2 separate regions of the Mus musculus genome follow, and region 1 is linked to region 2. Evidence: chromatin loops called from intact Hi-C (ENCODE). Cell type or tissue: heart. All regions are shown on one strand.

Evidence for each region. Hi-C counts contacts between places; a loop is a spot of excess contacts. Peaks named below come from ENCODE experiments on the same cell type or tissue, not always from the same donor. Only the 100,000 strongest peaks of a DNase experiment are listed, where the experiment ranks them.
Region 1: it touches region 2 in a loop (9-fold over the local background); 1 of 42 quality-filtered maps calls a loop at or near these places.

What each region holds. Positions count from the first base shown.
Region 1 is chr6:134,896,271-134,900,270 of GRCm38, forward strand. It overlaps Gpr19 (G protein-coupled receptor 19), which reads right to left and starts at 1,924. Exons shown (of 4, transcript NM_001362050.1): 1 at 1,562-1,924; 2 at 892-943. 2810454H06Rik (RIKEN cDNA 2810454H06 gene) reads left to right here and starts at 1,691. Exons shown (of 1, transcript NR_029441.1): 1 at 1,691-4,000. RefSeq lists a cis regulatory region at 1,336-1,871. In heart, a CTCF peak has its summit at 2,176; DNase peaks (open chromatin) are centred at 1,641 and 2,171; H3K4me3 peaks cover 2,202 bases; H3K27ac peaks cover 2,093 bases.
Region 2 is chr6:134,833,809-134,837,808 of GRCm38, forward strand. All of the region lies in intron 1 of Crebl2 (cAMP responsive element binding protein-like 2), which reads left to right. Among named protein-coding and RNA genes, the nearest start is that of Crebl2, 5.6 kb to the left of the region's middle. In heart, no CTCF peak of the experiment used is centred here; no DNase peak of the experiment used is centred here.

The DNA of each region.
Region 1 (4,000 bases), 62 kb after region 2:
GCGCCTTCTCCATCACTGCCAGCTTTAATCCTAAGACCTTCCATTCTTTGTTTTCTTACAAAGGAAGCTATATTGCTACTCTGTTGTTAGGACTAGTCAAATTATATATCCCGTCAATCTTCCTGCATTTTCTTTATAAAGCACACAAAGGATCAAAATATATCCAGAACTGTACCCAACACACACTTGGGAGTGTCAGCTATTCAGAAAGTTGAGATAAGAGACTAGATTTTTTTAGTCCATTTAGGCATATCTGATCAATACAGTGAGGTAACTCTTTCACACAGGCAGAGAGAGAGAGAGAGAGAGAGAGAGAGAGAGAGAGAGAGAGAGAAAGAGAGAGAGAGAGAGGAGTCAACCCCCCACATCCATGGGTTTCACATCCTCACATTCAGCCAAAAGCAGATATAAAAATAGAGAAGATAAATTTGCATCTGTACTGAATGCTTTTCTTGCCATTACTCCCTATACAATATAGTACAGGAGCTATTTACATAGCATTTACATCGATGTACATATCACAAATAATCTAGAGATTGTTTAAACTTTACAGAAAGATGTACAAGGGTCATATGCAAATAGTATACCTCATTACGCAGGGGACTTGAGCATCATGCATTGCGGGACTTGTGCAAGGTCCTGCAAACAATCTCCAGGGACAGTAAAAATGACAATACTGTCTGTACTATATAGCACTGCTCCCAATATTAGAGTGAATCCTAAGATCTACACAACTGGAAGGCTATAGATTAGAAATCTATAATCTTGTAATGAGCCAGTGACTCATCTGAGTGACTTGTTAGCCAAATTTCATTCCGGCTGAACCGTGAAGTTGGTGGGAGAGGCCAGGCATTCTATTGGAAAGAGGACACTTCAGTTGCCGGATGGTACCTCAGAGTCGTGATAGGGCAAAAATCCAGTTTGTGCAGGTGTTCCACGTCCCCTGAGAGAGAAAAGAGGCCAAATCAGTCAGAGCGGTCCACACTTGCAACATCCTAAGACTCCAGATTATCTGTTTTACCCCGCCCCAACCTCAGCTCTTGCCTGCGACAACTTTAAAAAATGTTTCTGTTGCACTCAAAGACATCCCCATTTCACTTCGCTATCGTAGACTAAATATGCGGCACTGCTGCCTACTTGCTTATAAATATGCGTAAATATTTTAAGCTAAACTTCCTCTACTGCTCTAATTCCTCCTAGCCTCATCTCTCAAGCCTTCATTGGCTCCTTCCATTTTTAAAACTTCTCATCTTCATATCACTGTGTTAGCCCGGTCCACATTCACAGCCTCTCAGAATCTTCGGGGGTGGGGGGGGGGAAGTCCCGTTCGTTCCCCAGATTTATCCTTTTATGCCAGTTAGCTCGCGTGCCACACAACGAAATCGCAACATCTTTTAAAAACCGCGAGGGGTTCTCTTCCCACTCTGACTCTTGGATTCGCGGAGACCTCATGACCCATACGAGAACAGAAGAATGGGGGGGGCGAGTTACAGTCAAGTGGAATTTTGACCGAAAAATCCCTAAGGACGTGCCGCAGTGGGCGTGAATCCCCGGCTCCGACCTGACTGACATCCCTCGGGGGCCGACGGGGCCACCTGTGACCAAGCAGGAAGTTCTGAACGGTTTGCGCGCCAAAAAGCCCAGCGCATGCGCACACAGCCACGGGCGGGGCGGGGGCGGAGTCCCGGCTGGCACAGGATCTCGCGTTGTCTGGGGAAAGAGGCACAGAGGTCTTTACGGTGGCGTTGTGGGAACCGCCCACCACCTCTCCTTTAAATCTTCTTTCTTTCTTCTTTTTTTTCTCTGTCTTTTCTCTGTCCTCTCAGCCTCAGTGTAGACAGTGAGCGAAAGAGCTCAAGGCCGGCAGCTCTGTGGAAGAGTTATGGCTGCCATGGTCGCGCAGCCGGTGCCTCAGAGTGAGAGTAGCAGAAGCCACACCGTCGATCGTCTTAAGATGCTAGGGTTTGCTTTGGCCTTCCCCCTTTTTTATGATGCTATGCAAACCAAAAAACAAAAAACAAAACAAAAAAAAAATCACCTTGGCGCACGGCGCCTGCGCAGTGCTTGTTTACCGCGGGCCGAGCGCAGGCCCCTTCCCTCCGCCCAGATCCTGCGCCTGCGCCTGCGCGGCTGACGTGGATTTCTCCGGGAAAACCGCGCCTCCTAGTCCCGGGACTAGGGAGCGAGCAGCCGAGTGTGCCGTGGGAATCTCGGAGCCCTGAAATGAGAACCACAACGCCCAGAGTCGGTGTCGCGGCAGGATCGTGAGCACAGATGACCCAGGTGCTGTGCACGCCACCGTCGCTGAAGTGAGCAGCGGAGCGTGAGAGCGAAGACCGGCGGCGCTGACGCCTCAAAGGATGGACTTTGTTTAGCAAAGATGCAAATAAGCCTGACCCTAAGGCCGCCGGAGTTCGAGCAATTCCTGACTGGGCTAAGACTGTTCTTGAAGGCGACTCAGAAAGGCGGCCATGCAAATTTTGAAACTAGAAAGAGCTGACACTAGAAGCAGTAGCCCTTTAAAGCAGAAGCCAGTTAGTTCATAAGAGTCTGAATGTCCCTTCAAAGTCCGCTCTAAATAGACTCAGACAGTGCTCATAAAATATTATCTGATAAGCATAGATTATTTTAGATATGGTTATCCATTTGCAAGTAGAGGCAAACTGATTTGTGAAGGAATTTCTATTGATAGATTCCAGTACGTTCAAAAAAAATTAATAACTGGCAACTTAGCTAAGCCTGAGCATTTTTCTAGTTTTCAAAACAATGGAATTTATTTGGCAATTTTATTAGACCCTATTTTTTGACCGGTGAGATTGAAGTCTTTAGATTTGTAACATTTTTCTACCAGAAAAAGTGAGATTTTAACCAGTAAGAAGGGGGAAATGTATGTATGTGAACAGAAGAGGTCAGAACTTGAAGACTTGTCATGCTTCCAACATTTGTCTCAAGAGAAGCTATCATCTCACCTCGGATTTTTTTTTTTATGTTCAATATAATAGTAAAATTTAGCATACTTTGAACATTTTTTTTCCTATACAATCTGGGTATGGTGGTACATTGAAGAAGAAAAAAAATGGGGTTTGTAGATCAGTTGGTAGGCTCCTTGCCTAAAAGCCACGGATTTATGCAGAACTGAGTAAAATGGGACTTGGTGGTAGACCTATAGAGGCAGGATCAGAAGTTCAGGGCAATCCCCACGTATGGAGTCATAAACCAGCCTGGGCTACATGAAACGCTGTTTTAAACAAAGAAACAGGTTCTCTATTATAGATAAGAACAATAGCTTACTTGAGGTAGAATGATAACCAGTTTTCCACACCTATATTGACCTGACATTTCCTTCATAAGAGAGAAAATACAGAGAGGGTGAATGAATTTCTTGTTCATATTTATGACTAGACTAACTCAAAAAGGGCTTCCTTTGTTAAGACTGACATCTGTCCTCAAAGAAGCTATCACTGCAGATTGTAGCGGTTGGTTGTTTTTTGAGAGAGGGTCTTGCTATGTAATGGAGAATGGCTTCAAATTTGGAATCCTCTTGTCTCATTCTCCCAAGTGCGGGGACTACAGAGGTACGCCACCTTAGCCACCCTAAAGGATTGCATTGAACAGTATAATCTGGCTCTAATGGAAAGTCTGTATGGGAGTTAGATGAAGAGTCCATCGGGGCTGCAGAGATGGCTCAGCGATGAAAAGCAGTCGCTGCTCTTGAAGACAACTGGAGTCCAATTCCTACTGCCCACATGGCAGCTCATAAACTCTGAGAACTCCAACTCCAGGGGATCCAGTACCCTTTCCTGCCCAGCGTGGGAACCACACGTGATGCATGTAAATGCACACAGCAAACAATTTTTTTGTCTTTTTTTTTTTTTTCTTCAAGAGATAAAAGTCTGACCTTCATCTTCAAAGCTAGTTTCTGGGAGGCTTAGGAGTTTCAGGTGTTCAAAGCCAGCCTAAGGAGTGCAGGAAAACATTGTCTCAAACAACCTGGCAATGG
Region 2 (4,000 bases):
TTGCCCCTTAGCCATCCACTGCCACATTGGAGCCACCCTACTAGGAGTCTCACATAAGCCAGCAATCTGCTCCTGTTCCTAGCCACCACCTCCTCCAACACTTTCCACAATACCAAGATGGAAAAGCCAGCACATCTGAACAAATGTCTGACAGGAGATGTTAGTGTGCCTGCTTGCCTGTCCTGTCCACAAACTTGTGCAGGCAATCTGTCCATGAGCTTGGGTACTCCACAGTTTATTTGGAAACCAGAGTCAGGTATGGTGGCATGTGCCTGAAACCCCAGCACTTGGGGTATAGACAAGAATATCAGGAGATCAGGGCCATCCCCAGCTATACCTGGAGGTCAAGGCTAGCCACATCTGTTTCATTCTTCCTCCCTCACCCCCTGCCCTGCAAAAGAAACCTAAGTGAAATCTTAGTTAAGATGTTTTGCTTTTTAAGGGATTTGAAAACATTCCCTTGTTTGTTCTTTAATTTATCAAGTGTTTGTTACCTAGAGTGTGCCAGTGGTAAATGGTAGAGATGGGAATGAGTAAGAACTTATAGCTATTTTAAAAGAACTTTGCTGTGGGTGAGGCAGACAGCTAGAAGAGTAACTAGAGCTGAGACGAGAAATGAAGGTGATGGTCAGGCATGATGGCTCACACCTGTGATCTCACGGCCCAGGCAGTCCATGCATGGTGGCACCAGCCTTCAATCTTAGGCAGAAGCAGGTAGATCTAGGTTGCAAGTTCCAGGCCAGCCATGGCTATGTACTGAGACCCTCTGTCAAATAAAATAAAGGATTTCAAGGTTATTGTCATTTTGAGGCTGGTCTGGGAACACATGAAACCCTTCTTAAATAGAAAACAAAAACAAAACAAAACAAAAAACCCACACCCATGCGTACCAGGAACAGTTTCAGAAGAGTGATAGGGCAGAAGCCAAACCATGTCCAACTGTGGAAGACATAGATAGCAGAGAAGCACACGCAGTCAGTATAGACCATGAGACCGAGACAGGCATTGCTAAGGTCCACACAGAGTTATCTGTACCGTGCTACTCAGCTCCAGGGTCAAACAGAATCATGGTGTGTGGCCCCAAGGTAGACCTTGGTGAAAATGGGAATGTGGGCATTATTGCTGGGTTTTAGAGATGCCTGCCTGCATTTTTTTCTTTATCCTGACAGGAGAGACTTAACAGAAAGGTTAGCAGCAGGAAGACATGGTTACACTCTCTTGCTTTCTGAAACTCTGGTTAAAAAAAAAAAGTCCCGAGCCACACAGTAGGGAAGTCCCTCAGAGCCCAGAGAGACACTCTCCTGCCATTTCTTTTCTTTAAGGTGGGGAAGGGCAGTGGCTAGGACATAGCTGTATTTTATCCAGTAGGCAGTGTGCCACGTTGCTTTGCGGCAGCACTTCGTAAAGTGGAATATAACAACTGGATCGTTAATGAGTTGTCTTAAAAACGAGCATTATTAGCCAGAGATGTAATTCTAGCATTTGAGAAGCCAAGGCACAAGAATGTTGTGAGTTCAAGGCTATTCTAGAATCCATAGTGAATTTAGGTCAGCTTGAACAATTTCAAACAAAAACCCCAAACCGCTAGAGCATTTAAATGTAAATGCATGTATAAAAGATGGCAAAATAGTGTTTTACAGTATTTAGTCAAAGTGGATATTGAGTATATTTCTGCCTCTTCCTGCAAGCCACCTGAAGTGACCTGTGAAAATGGTTCACTGTTCTCTTTACCCAGACACCTTAAAAAATTATGGAAACCAGGAGGCTCAAATCAACCAGGGGCTGGAGAGATGGTTCAACTTGTTAAGAGCACCTGAGTTCAATTACCAACACCCACAGGGTGACTTATAGACTTATAACCATCTAAACTCTAGTTCCAGGGAATCCAATGCCACTTCTGGCCTCCAAGGATATCAGCCACTCATGTGGTACACAGACTTAGATGCAGGTAAAACATCCATAAGAATAAAAAAATAGAGAAAACAATTTTTTTTTAATTGAGGAGCATTTTAACTTTTTTTTTTTTTTAATTTTAAGTCTTCGTGTTCACTTTAAGATCACCTGTGTAACTGCCCAGGGCATCAGAGATGTACTTAACTGAAAAACTACCCAGTGCCTGAAAGATGGCACTTTAAAGAAGCAGTGTCCGTATAATAGTACAGCTGGTAGTTATGCCAGGCCAGACACTAAGACTGCACACAGGGTCAGTGGCCCAAGAAGAGTGCTGATTTTTTTACTGCACATGGTTAAAAGTTCAGAGAGTAATGCTGAACTTGAGGGCTTAGGTGTAGGTTGTCTCATCACTGAGCATCCAGGATGCATCTTTAAACCCATCCTGCCTCATGGAGATGATCCTCACTGAAAATGAACAAGTTGTTCCCAAGCCAGAAGAGGAGGCTAGGGAGAAGAAAAGATATTCCAGAAGCAACCAAAGCAACAAAAACTTCCAGCATGGGAACATATCCAACATAAAAATATGGAAACACAAATTGTTTTTGTTTCTTAAGGAATGGATTTCCCTCTTACCTGAAAACAATGAGGACAGGGGTGTCCATGTGAAGGGATGCGGCTTCATGAGATAGCACAGAGGACTCCTCACTCAAGGCTCAGCTTACAAACAGTGGTTTCTCCTGCACATCCTGCTTAACCAAGAAAAAAGTGTATTCTCTTTTCTCAAAAGACTGAAGGTACATACTCTAAGAGTCTTTGGAAGAGGATGAGGGTCCCTGATTTTGAGAAACCCAGTAAGTTCCTAAAGAACACACAACTACAGTCATGTGCCTGCTTGCTGCAGAAGTTACAGCTGCTCACTGAAGCCTGAGCTGTCCAAGATATCATCATCAGGTCTTGCTTGAAGACTGGTTTCTTTCCGTCTCCCTTGGATGAATCTTAATTCTGGGCTTTTTAAATCTCCTGATTAGATCATTTAGGATTCTCTTGGTCATAACACTCTCATATGTTTCTTGTTCTTTGTGGCAAATTAGTGGATGAGGGCTTTGTGCATGCTAACCAGGTGCTCTTCTGAGCGGTGTCCTCAGCCTATGTGAGTTTTTTCTCCCTGCAGTATATCAAAGGATTACCTTGAACTCCTGAGACCTGTATTCTACATAAGCTTCCAGGTGCCATATTGATGCTTCCCTTTCTACTGGTCCTCTCACTTTCAAAGGCATTACATTTGTGTAGAAGGAGGTGCACATATGCCACTTCACACATGTAGAGGAAAGGTCAAACGACAAATTGTGGGAAGTTCTCTCTTTCCTCCAAATGCGTTCCAAGGATTGAACTCAAGTCCCCTGACTGGGGAGCCGTGCAGTCTGCCCCCATGTTGTTGTTTTAAATAAAAGCTTTATTGAAAGATAATTCATACATCATATATTCACGTCACATATAAATTATGTGATTTGCTTTTTAGTATGTTCATAGGGTTATGTGACAATCACCACTAATTTCATTATATTTCTGTCTTATGAACGAGCTAAAGCATCCATACAATGCAGTGTTAGACAGTATAAAGAAAACATACTAAGGTACGAAAGGCTCCATAGAGTGACTTAAGGCTCCTGGAGCCTTAAATGTGAATTATTGAGCAAAAGAAGTCAGTTTGAAAAGGATGCATATGTATACTACTAACTGTATGACAATCTGGAAAAAAGAAAAAGTTGGAAACAGAGAAGCCATCAGTGATACCAGGGCTTCAGAGGAGAAAAGAGTAGGTGGAGCACAGAGGATCTTGAGGGAGGAACTTGTCCGTGTGATACTGCATTATCAGGCAGTGGTGGTGTGCTTTTGTCAAAACACACACGGACACTAGTGTGAACTCAGTTCAGCATTAGCTTACCGGTGTTAACCAGTGTCCCATCCTATTGCATGATGCTATGAGTGCCTTTGCCCCCCTGTAATTGGGTTGTCTTTTCATTATTGACTTTGGAGAATTCTTCAGTGTGCTGGGTACAAGTCCTTTACCTTAAATGTGACTTGAATATTTTCAACTCTAATGTGA